2 separate regions of the Mus musculus genome follow, and region 1 is linked to region 2. A link is a contact called in ENCODE Hi-C or POLR2A ChIA-PET data. All regions are on one chromosome and are shown on one strand. The core of a region is the stretch at or near the end of the contact, and the rest is flanking DNA. Distances in the headings are between cores, read along the strand shown. Region 1 holds the start of Kncn (kinocilin). Region 2 holds the start of Rps6 (ribosomal protein S6).

Evidence for each region. Hi-C counts contacts between places; a loop is a spot of excess contacts on that map. ChIA-PET counts read pairs that join two places held with the same protein, here RNA polymerase II (POLR2A).
Region 1: POLR2A ChIA-PET joins it to region 2 with 12 read pairs in embryonic stem cell. The contact joins the promoter of Kncn here to the promoter of Rps6 in region 2. A Hi-C loop is called at or near these places in 1 of 37 maps with a recorded cell type or tissue (T-helper 17 cell). POLR2A ChIA-PET finds 5 or more read pairs at or near these places in 1 of 5 experiments (embryonic stem cell).

The regions. Positions count from the first base shown.
Region 1 is chr4:115,882,829-115,886,820 of GRCm38, reverse strand. It overlaps Kncn (kinocilin), which reads right to left and starts at 2,421. Exons shown (of 4, transcript NM_001039124.4): 1 at 1,933-2,421; 2 at 872-940; 3 at 1-74. The coding sequence starts at 2,083.
Region 2 is chr4:86,855,479-86,859,499 of GRCm38, reverse strand. Rps6 (ribosomal protein S6) reads left to right here and starts at 2,133. Exons shown (of 5, transcript NM_009096.3): 1 at 2,133-2,179; 2 at 2,641-2,772; 3 at 3,144-3,354; 4 at 3,487-3,633. The coding sequence starts at 2,174.

The DNA.
Region 1 (3,992 bases), core at 1,172-3,671, about 29 Mb before region 2:
TTCTTTATTGCTGTTGTTGCTAGATCTTCCCTCCCCATGGTCTGGTCCTGAGTTAGGATGGATTCTCAGGTTTCCTGCAGGATGAGAGCACCCCAAATTCCCATCTACTGGGTTATTCCCAAATCAAGCCTAGCTTGAGAAATGAAGTTCTTCCTGTTGTCTAATCTAATGTGTTGCCACGGGTGGGTGGCTGTCTCTGCTCTCCCGTGCTCCTCTAGGTCACATTATCGAGGCTGATTTGGGGAAGGGCAGAAGAAACAAATCCTTGAAAAAGTGGTAGTGATTTTTGTTTTGTTTTTGAGATAGGGTTTTTCTGTGTAGCCTTGGTGTTCTTGGCATCTACTATGTAAACCAGGCTGGCCTGGAACCTGCTCTGTAGACCAGGTTGGCCTTGAACTCAGAGATCTGCTTTTCTCTGCCTTCTTAGTGCTGAGACTAAAGGTGTGCGCTGCCACACCTGGCCAGAAGTGTTTTTTAAGGAGGGAAGTAGGTGTGTGTGAAGCTGCATAGGACTGAGGGTGTTGGGAGTTTGGGTGCAGGCTGTGGAAGTCAGGTGGGAACTATTAAGAGGTTGTGGGACCCAAGGCAGAAGAGGGTATTTATTGGGCTGGGGATGAGAGTGTCATCTGTAGAGCTTGGAGACTTTGGGAAGCAAAACGACTCTTAAGGGAGACTGATTCCTGAGGTTTAGCCATGTCTGCTCAGGCAGCTGCTGGATTCTGCTACTCTGTAGCCATGGTGACACTGGCATAGAACACACACACACACACATACACACACACATCCAGGAGCAGTCTCACATATGGGCATGCTCACTGACAGTCACTCACAGGTTTGTACACAAAGGGTTTGTGGGGGAGGAAATGCTCACCTATGGCAGGTAGGATGTGGTCCAGGTTGAACCGAGCCTTCAGGAAGGGGTAGGCGAAGATGAGGAGCCCTGAGGAGGGACACAGAGGATGCTGTGATGGGGAAGGCCTGATTGGTGTGAGATGTAGGAGGTAGGGGTGGGTGGTTTGTTTATGAAGGTGATGTAGGAGGCACAGAAACAAAGGATCAGGGACTGTGGGGGTGCAAATTGGAGGTGTGTGCGCGCGCGTGTGTGTGTGTGTGTGTGTGTATGTGTGTCTCCCCAGCACTCAGCTCTGGATGGGGATTCAGTACCTATCTGGGGAAGGAGCTACATGCTATGCAGGCCACAGGTTTGCAGGCTCTTGGCTCTAGGCTCTGCTCAGGTAAAGCAGATTGGTCACTTACCATCCTTGGCTAGAACTGGGCCAGGTAACACCAATCCCACTGCCCCCTCCCCTTCCATCTCCAGCTCTCTCTCTTCCAAGACCTCTAGTGTGGCCTTCTAGGCTCCACTGCTGCTCCTCTCCACTCAAACCTGATGGTCAGGAAGCCACAGGGAGGGGACCTGCCCTGCTGTCCTCCCAGATTGAATGCTCCTGGCATTCAGTGTTTAAAGATATGGAGCTTCAGGCTCTCCTGGGACAGGGACGTAGGGTGAGAGGTGGCATTCTACATCAATGGGCCTGACCAGGACAGACAGACAGACAGACAGACAGACAGACAGACAGACAGCTGCTTGCTGTTGACTCAATGGAGGAGAGTCTTGTCTGAGCTGTCTTGTTTTACAGGACTCTATCACCCCATTCCATCTAGGTTGATGAATCCTGCTACAAACGCAAGATCCCACCAGGTAAAGGTGTTGGACACCAACCCGTCTTCCCTTGCCCTCCCAGCACACTCACTCAACCAGCCCGCAGCCAGCTCTCCTTCCTGCACGCCGAGGCTGCACTGTTTATAACTTCTTAGGCTTTCATTCTCTCCAACCACTGACCAGCCAAGCCCTTCACCTCTTATTCACCTCACCAGACCCCTGCTTCCCAGAAAAATCCCCTCCCTCTGCCTCAGCTTGTGTTTGCTCACCAAGCCCAGCAGCACCAAGGAAGATACCACCCACAGCAGCAGCAGCCTTGGACACGGAGACACCGATGATGATGCTGCCGGCCACCAGGCCGAGGGCCACACAGGCCAGCTGCAGGCAGCGGAAGTCTCTGGTGCTGATGGGGATGTCCATGCAGGTCTACCCTGGGGCGCTGCTTCCAGGCCTCCTGGGAGTCTTGGACTTCTTGGATGGATGCTTCCTTGTTGGGACGCCACACCCAGGGTGGAAACTTTTGGGCTGTAAGTCTTTAGGCCGGTCTGGGCCTGGGATTTATCTGCAACCTTATCCCACAGTTTTCCAGGGGCCCGGAGGCCTAGCTTGACCTCAACACCCCAGTTTACTCTTCCTTTTGTGAAGGGCTCTGCGGCCAGAAACCACTTTGGGGGTTCCTGCCTGGCCACATTTCCACTTTGGCCAGGGTTCTAGTGACGTGGGTCTGCCTCATGGGGTCCTCCTCTGTCAGCTGTCACCTAGGATCTCAGGGAGCTGGGCCCAAGTTCTCTTGCTCAACTTTGCCAGCTCTGTCGACCCTGCTCAGTTGCCTTGGAGCCTGGGCCTATTAAAGTTTAAAGAAATGCAAGGCGGGGGTCAGGGGCAGGCCTAGGAAACAGGTTTCTCGGAGGTACAGGCAGCAAGCAGGTGATGAGTTATTCATGAGCCTGCAATATGAGCTTCTGTTTGCATCCCCAGGGTCCAGTGGGCAGGCAGCCTAGGTTCCACTGTTGGTTCCTGAGCAGGAAGGCTGGGCTTATGGCTTCGTATGAAGCTCAGAGGGTAAGGATGTGAGGAGACTCCCCAGTCACATGCTCAAGGCTGACCCTGCTGGTCTCTGCCCCTTGGCGTAGCGGTGCACCTGGGGCCCTGCTTGGAAACATGGAAGGAGGGGTAGTCCTCCAGGTCTACTCTTCCCGGTGCCTCCCATGCTTCTCCAACTGTTCTGTCAGCTGCTGGGCCTAGGTAAGGCTGAGAGCTCTTAACCTAAGCCTTGATCTTAAGACATCCCATTTATCTCAGGTAGGCATTGGTACCACCCCATTTAAGCTTCTAGTAGGAGGAAAGGCTAAACCCTGGCAATTCCTGGCTGGGAAGAGCCAGCTGGGTAGGGTAGGGCTGGACAGAGGGACTGGGCAAGAAGTGTCATGAAACTGGGACATGGTAGGGACCTTTTAGCTTGAGGACCTCTAGCCAGCCTGGCTGACATGGTCATCCTGTTTGGAGGACCAACCCAACTAAGCCTGAGCAGTAGTAGCACAAACAAGTCCAGTCCTGATTCCCATCCCTCTTTCCTAGAGCCTAGCTCCAACCCTCATCAATAATTGCATTCCCTGAATCTATATGGATCAGGGTATTCCCAGTCCTCCAGCACAGACCTGTTCCCTTCTCTAACCTGGGGACACTTCTCAAAGCCACATTACCCTGCACTGAATCCCCAGGCCTCCCTTCCATTGCTCATTTCTCACTACCAGGCCTTCGGTCTCCATCAGCCTCACAATCCCCTCTCTCCACTGCTTCTCCTTCCTCAAGCTCTTTTTTCCTTCTCCCTGCTGAGCATTTGCCTGGTGCTTGCTGTCTAGTAAACCTCTCCTTGTCCCTCAAGACCTACATGGACAGCCATTCCTGTGCAGCCTTCCTGACCATGCCTGGGCTGTTCTGCCATCCCGCCTGAAGGGCTCCCTCCTCTTCTTTGTTCTGCTTTCTTTGGAGACTGTGAACTCTGCTTTGGATCCTGGTCTGTTTCTCCCCTCTGGGTATCCATGCAGTGGGCTGGGCAGGAGTGAAGTTTACCTGGGGCTGGTGGGTTAGGCAGGATCTTGGTTGGGGTTAACGCCTTCTCCAGAGACAACTTTCAGTGGAACAACTCTTTACTGGGGGTGGGGATAAGGGCTATATAAACCTTAGGGAGTGGGCAGGGGGTTTGGGGATGAATGTACATCATTGGCTGGGGCTGAGGTGCTGGAGAATGCTTCATTTGCATGAAGAGGAATTCCAGGTGCTTCCTAGACAAGTCCCTATAAGGTGAGAGGAAGTTTAACCTGGAGCC
Region 2 (4,021 bases), core at 884-3,383:
TTGTGTGTGTGTGTGTTTGTGGTGATGAGCTCTTGCTAGGTTGTGGACGCTGCCCTGGAATTCACAACTCTCCCATCTCTCCTTGTGAGTGTTAGCATTACAAGGCCCATTCTAGGAATCTTACAAAATTATGGTAATCAAAACAGTATGGCCAGGCAGTGGTGGCACACGCCTTTAATCCCAGCACTTGAGAGGGAGAGGCAGGTGGATTTCTGAGTTCAAGGCCAGCCTAGTCTTCAGAGTGAGTTCCAGGACAGCCAGGATTAAACAGAGAAACCCTGTCTCAAAAAACAAAAACAAAACTAGTGTGACCTGGCACTGGACAGCCATAACAAACCAAAGGGTCAGGTCAAGTGTGTGGAGAGCGCTCCCATCACATGCACTGCCGGAACAACTACATACCTACATGGGAAAGGAGGAGGCGAGTCTACTGTTGGAGAGACATATGAGCATGACCACTGTGCAGATTTCAATGGCATGTGTTGTAGTTCCAGCCACTTGGAAGGCTGTAAAAGGACTGTTCAAGTACAGAGGCCAAGAGGCCAGCCTAGGCAACACAGTAAGACTTGGTTTAAAAAACAAAACTCCAAGTGGACCACTGACCTAATACAAGAACTAAAATAAACAGGGACCAGTCTTTAAGATCAGATTGCGGTGGCACAGGCCTATGATAATCTCAGCACTTGAGAGGTGAAAGCTCCAGGATCAGGAGTCATCCCCCAGCAACACCGTGGAGTTTGACATCAGCCTGGGCTGCAAGGTGAAAGCCTGCCTTCAGATACCTCAGTATCACATGCAAGCTCCTCCAACCCCTCTCTCACTTGTGTGCATGTTTGATTCAGGCTCTCACTGTGTATTTCTGCCTACCCTGGAATTTACTATATAGTCCAAGCTGGCAAGAACTTGTGACAGCCGTCCTGCCTGTTTCCATAGTGCCAGGGTTAGAAGCAGGCATCACCAATGGCAGGTCTAACAATCCAAAATTTAAAAATAGGTCACAGGGTCTGGAGAGACATCTCAGTGGTTAAGACTAGTAGCTGGGCTTCCAGAGGACCAGCATTCAATTCCCAGAACCTTCATGGCAGCTGACAACCATCTGTAACTCCAATTCAAAGGGATCAGACCCCTTCTGATGTCTGAGGGCAGAGGCAGGCAGCCATACTTCCAAGGATATTGTATAAAGCAACAAAAATGTTCAACAAGAAAATCAACACACAAAATGTGATCGCGCGCGCGCGCACGCGCGCGCACACACACACACACACACGCGCCTTTAAAAGGAAGAAAAATATAAACTTGAAGACTGCACTCAGTGAAGCCAGCCAGTTATAAAAAGACAACTTCCATTTGATTCCATCACATGATGGACTTACTCAAAATTTTAGAGACAGAAATTGGTGACAGTGGTGAGCAGATGGGTATGATGTACATAGAGACTTTCAGAACAGCCAGGGTTTTATACAAAGACAGTCTCAGAAAAACAAAAGACGAGTTTGAACAGAACTGTGTGTGACTGCAGTAAACAAGCATGGAAATGGTGTTAATTTGTGTTTTGAAAAAAGAGCTGACAACGACGGTGCCGCTCAGTGATGAGCCCCGAGGCTCAATTTCCAATCTGAGTTGTCACCCCCAGCCCAGCCACAAAAGGGACAATTTTGGCAGAAGAAGAGCGAAAGCAGAGAGGCTCAAGACTCTGAGGCATACGATAGATGTCTGTGCTGGGTAAACGTGACTGCTTAGCCTCTGCGGTCCGGCGACTACAGGAGCCACTCAATCGCTGGGATCAGGACAAGATCCCGGATTGGAAATCTTCTGTACGGATGAGGGACCTGACAGCCAGGGCGACAATTCCGGTCGTGCTTTCCCATTTTAGGTACTACTAGAAACCAGGGTCGCAAACGGAGATTCGGCTCCTCAGTAGACCAGTCTGGAAGCGGCTAACCCCGGTGATAAACGACAGACCCCGTCACCAGGAAGGTCCAGGAAGCTAAAATGACAGCTCGCTGCAAACCGGCCTCTCCATAGTCTAGTTAATCTACGCCCGGAAGTAACGCCCCTCTAAAGTCACTTCCGCCGGCTGTTCTCGCGAGAACTTAGAGCGCTATGTGCCCTGGGTTAAGCGGAAGTCGGGCCTCTTTTTCGTGACGCCTCCCAGGCGCTCGGCTGTGTCAAGATGAAGGTAGGCGTCCCCGGCCAGGGCCGAGTGAGGCCGCCCGAGCCCGAGCGTGCGGCACGGCCTCGGTCCCAGGCTCGCATAAGTCCCGCACTAAGTGGAGAAGGATCCGAGGCGGGAGGGAACTCGTTTTGGCGGCCCTGGGACGCTCTGGGAGAGCGGATGGCGGGCGATTGCAGCGCCGCCGCGGTGGACGTAGCGCCATAGCGGCGCCCGGCTCCGGGCCCGGCACGCGCGGTCCCGAAGCCCCGCTCGCGGCTGGCAGCCTTGCGGCTCTCGAGCCCTCGCCACTCTGCTAGCGGAGGTCTTGAGGGTCGCCCGGCGTCCTCAGCATCCCACAGAGCTCCTGTAAAATGTCCCGTGGATGCGGCGCTTTGCCGGGCGTGGGATCCGAGCCTCGGACGCCCTGCGTTGTCGGCCCGGCTTGGGTCCCTAAGGTTCTCTCTTGTCCCCCTTTAAAACTGTAGCTGAACATCTCCTTCCCCGCCACCGGCTGTCAGAAGCTCATCGAGGTGGATGACGAGCGCAAGCTCCGCACCTTCTATGAGAAGCGCATGGCCACGGAAGTAGCCGCTGATGCTCTTGGTGAAGAGTGGAAGGTAAGGTTGTTACCGGCATCCATGTCCCAGCTTGGCGAGCGCAAGGGCTGTTTTGGGTTAAGTTTCATTAATAGAACCAAGTTTGGGGAAATGGGCCGAAAGGACATGCTTCTTTCTTGCTTGCCGTACGGAATTCAGGGTCTTAAAAAAAGCCTTTCATGTTCATGCTAGTAAAACCGGGGTAGTCAGGGTAAGTCAAAAGGAGAGAGATGGCTAGTTTACCTTAGTTGGAAACGGAGACAAAACGTGAGTGGTTGAAATTGGTCTCAGTTATTCTCCCTAGTCGGGTGTTGAACCTAAGAGGTTAAGAACCTGCACTTAGTAGGTTGGAACTGAACTAGTAAAATGTTGTTATTTTATGTTCAACGCAGGGTTATGTGGTCCGGATCAGCGGTGGGAATGACAAGCAAGGTTTTCCCATGAAGCAAGGTGTTCTGACCCATGGCAGAGTGCGCCTGCTGTTGAGTAAGGGGCATTCCTGTTACAGGCCAAGGAGAACTGGAGAGAGGAAGCGCAAGTCTGTTCGTGGATGCATTGTGGACGCTAATCTCAGTGTTCTCAACTTGGTCATTGTAAAGAAAGGTGAGGCTTTTGTTGAAGCTTGCTTGCTTGTTTATTGAGAGAGATCTGCCTCCTAGGTAGTGGGCATTGGCCCAAGAAGTTGTTTCCCAAGTGATAAACATTTAATGTCTCTATTTTGATTGTTTCTTTAAGGAGAGAAGGATATTCCTGGACTGACAGACACTACTGTGCCTCGTCGGTTGGGACCTAAAAGGGCTAGTAGAATCCGCAAGCTTTTTAATCTCTCCAAAGAAGATGATGTCCGCCAGTATGTTGTCAGGAAGCCCTTAAACAAAGAAGGTAATGGATTTGGGGGGGGGGTGTATTGTGCTACTGCTGCAGCTTTGCTTGCCAGCCCGGAGTCTGGCTTACCAGACTTTATGTTCATGGCTTTGGGGTTAGGAATGGCCAGGATTCTGAGATTACGAAGGCATTCTCATTTTAATACATTTGAAAATCCTTTAAAGCACTTGATGTATATGTAGGGGCTAGAGGACAACTTGCAGGAGAGGATTTTGGAGAGACCGGGTTCTAAGCTGGTGTTTTGGACTTACTGATGACTGGCTCTCGTATTTGTCACCTCTGGGACATAGATTATGGAAGTCAGGAAAAACACTTAAACGTAAGAAAAAATACTATGTGTTAGGCAGCATACTCATTAATGAAGAGTACAGCATCAGGTACACGA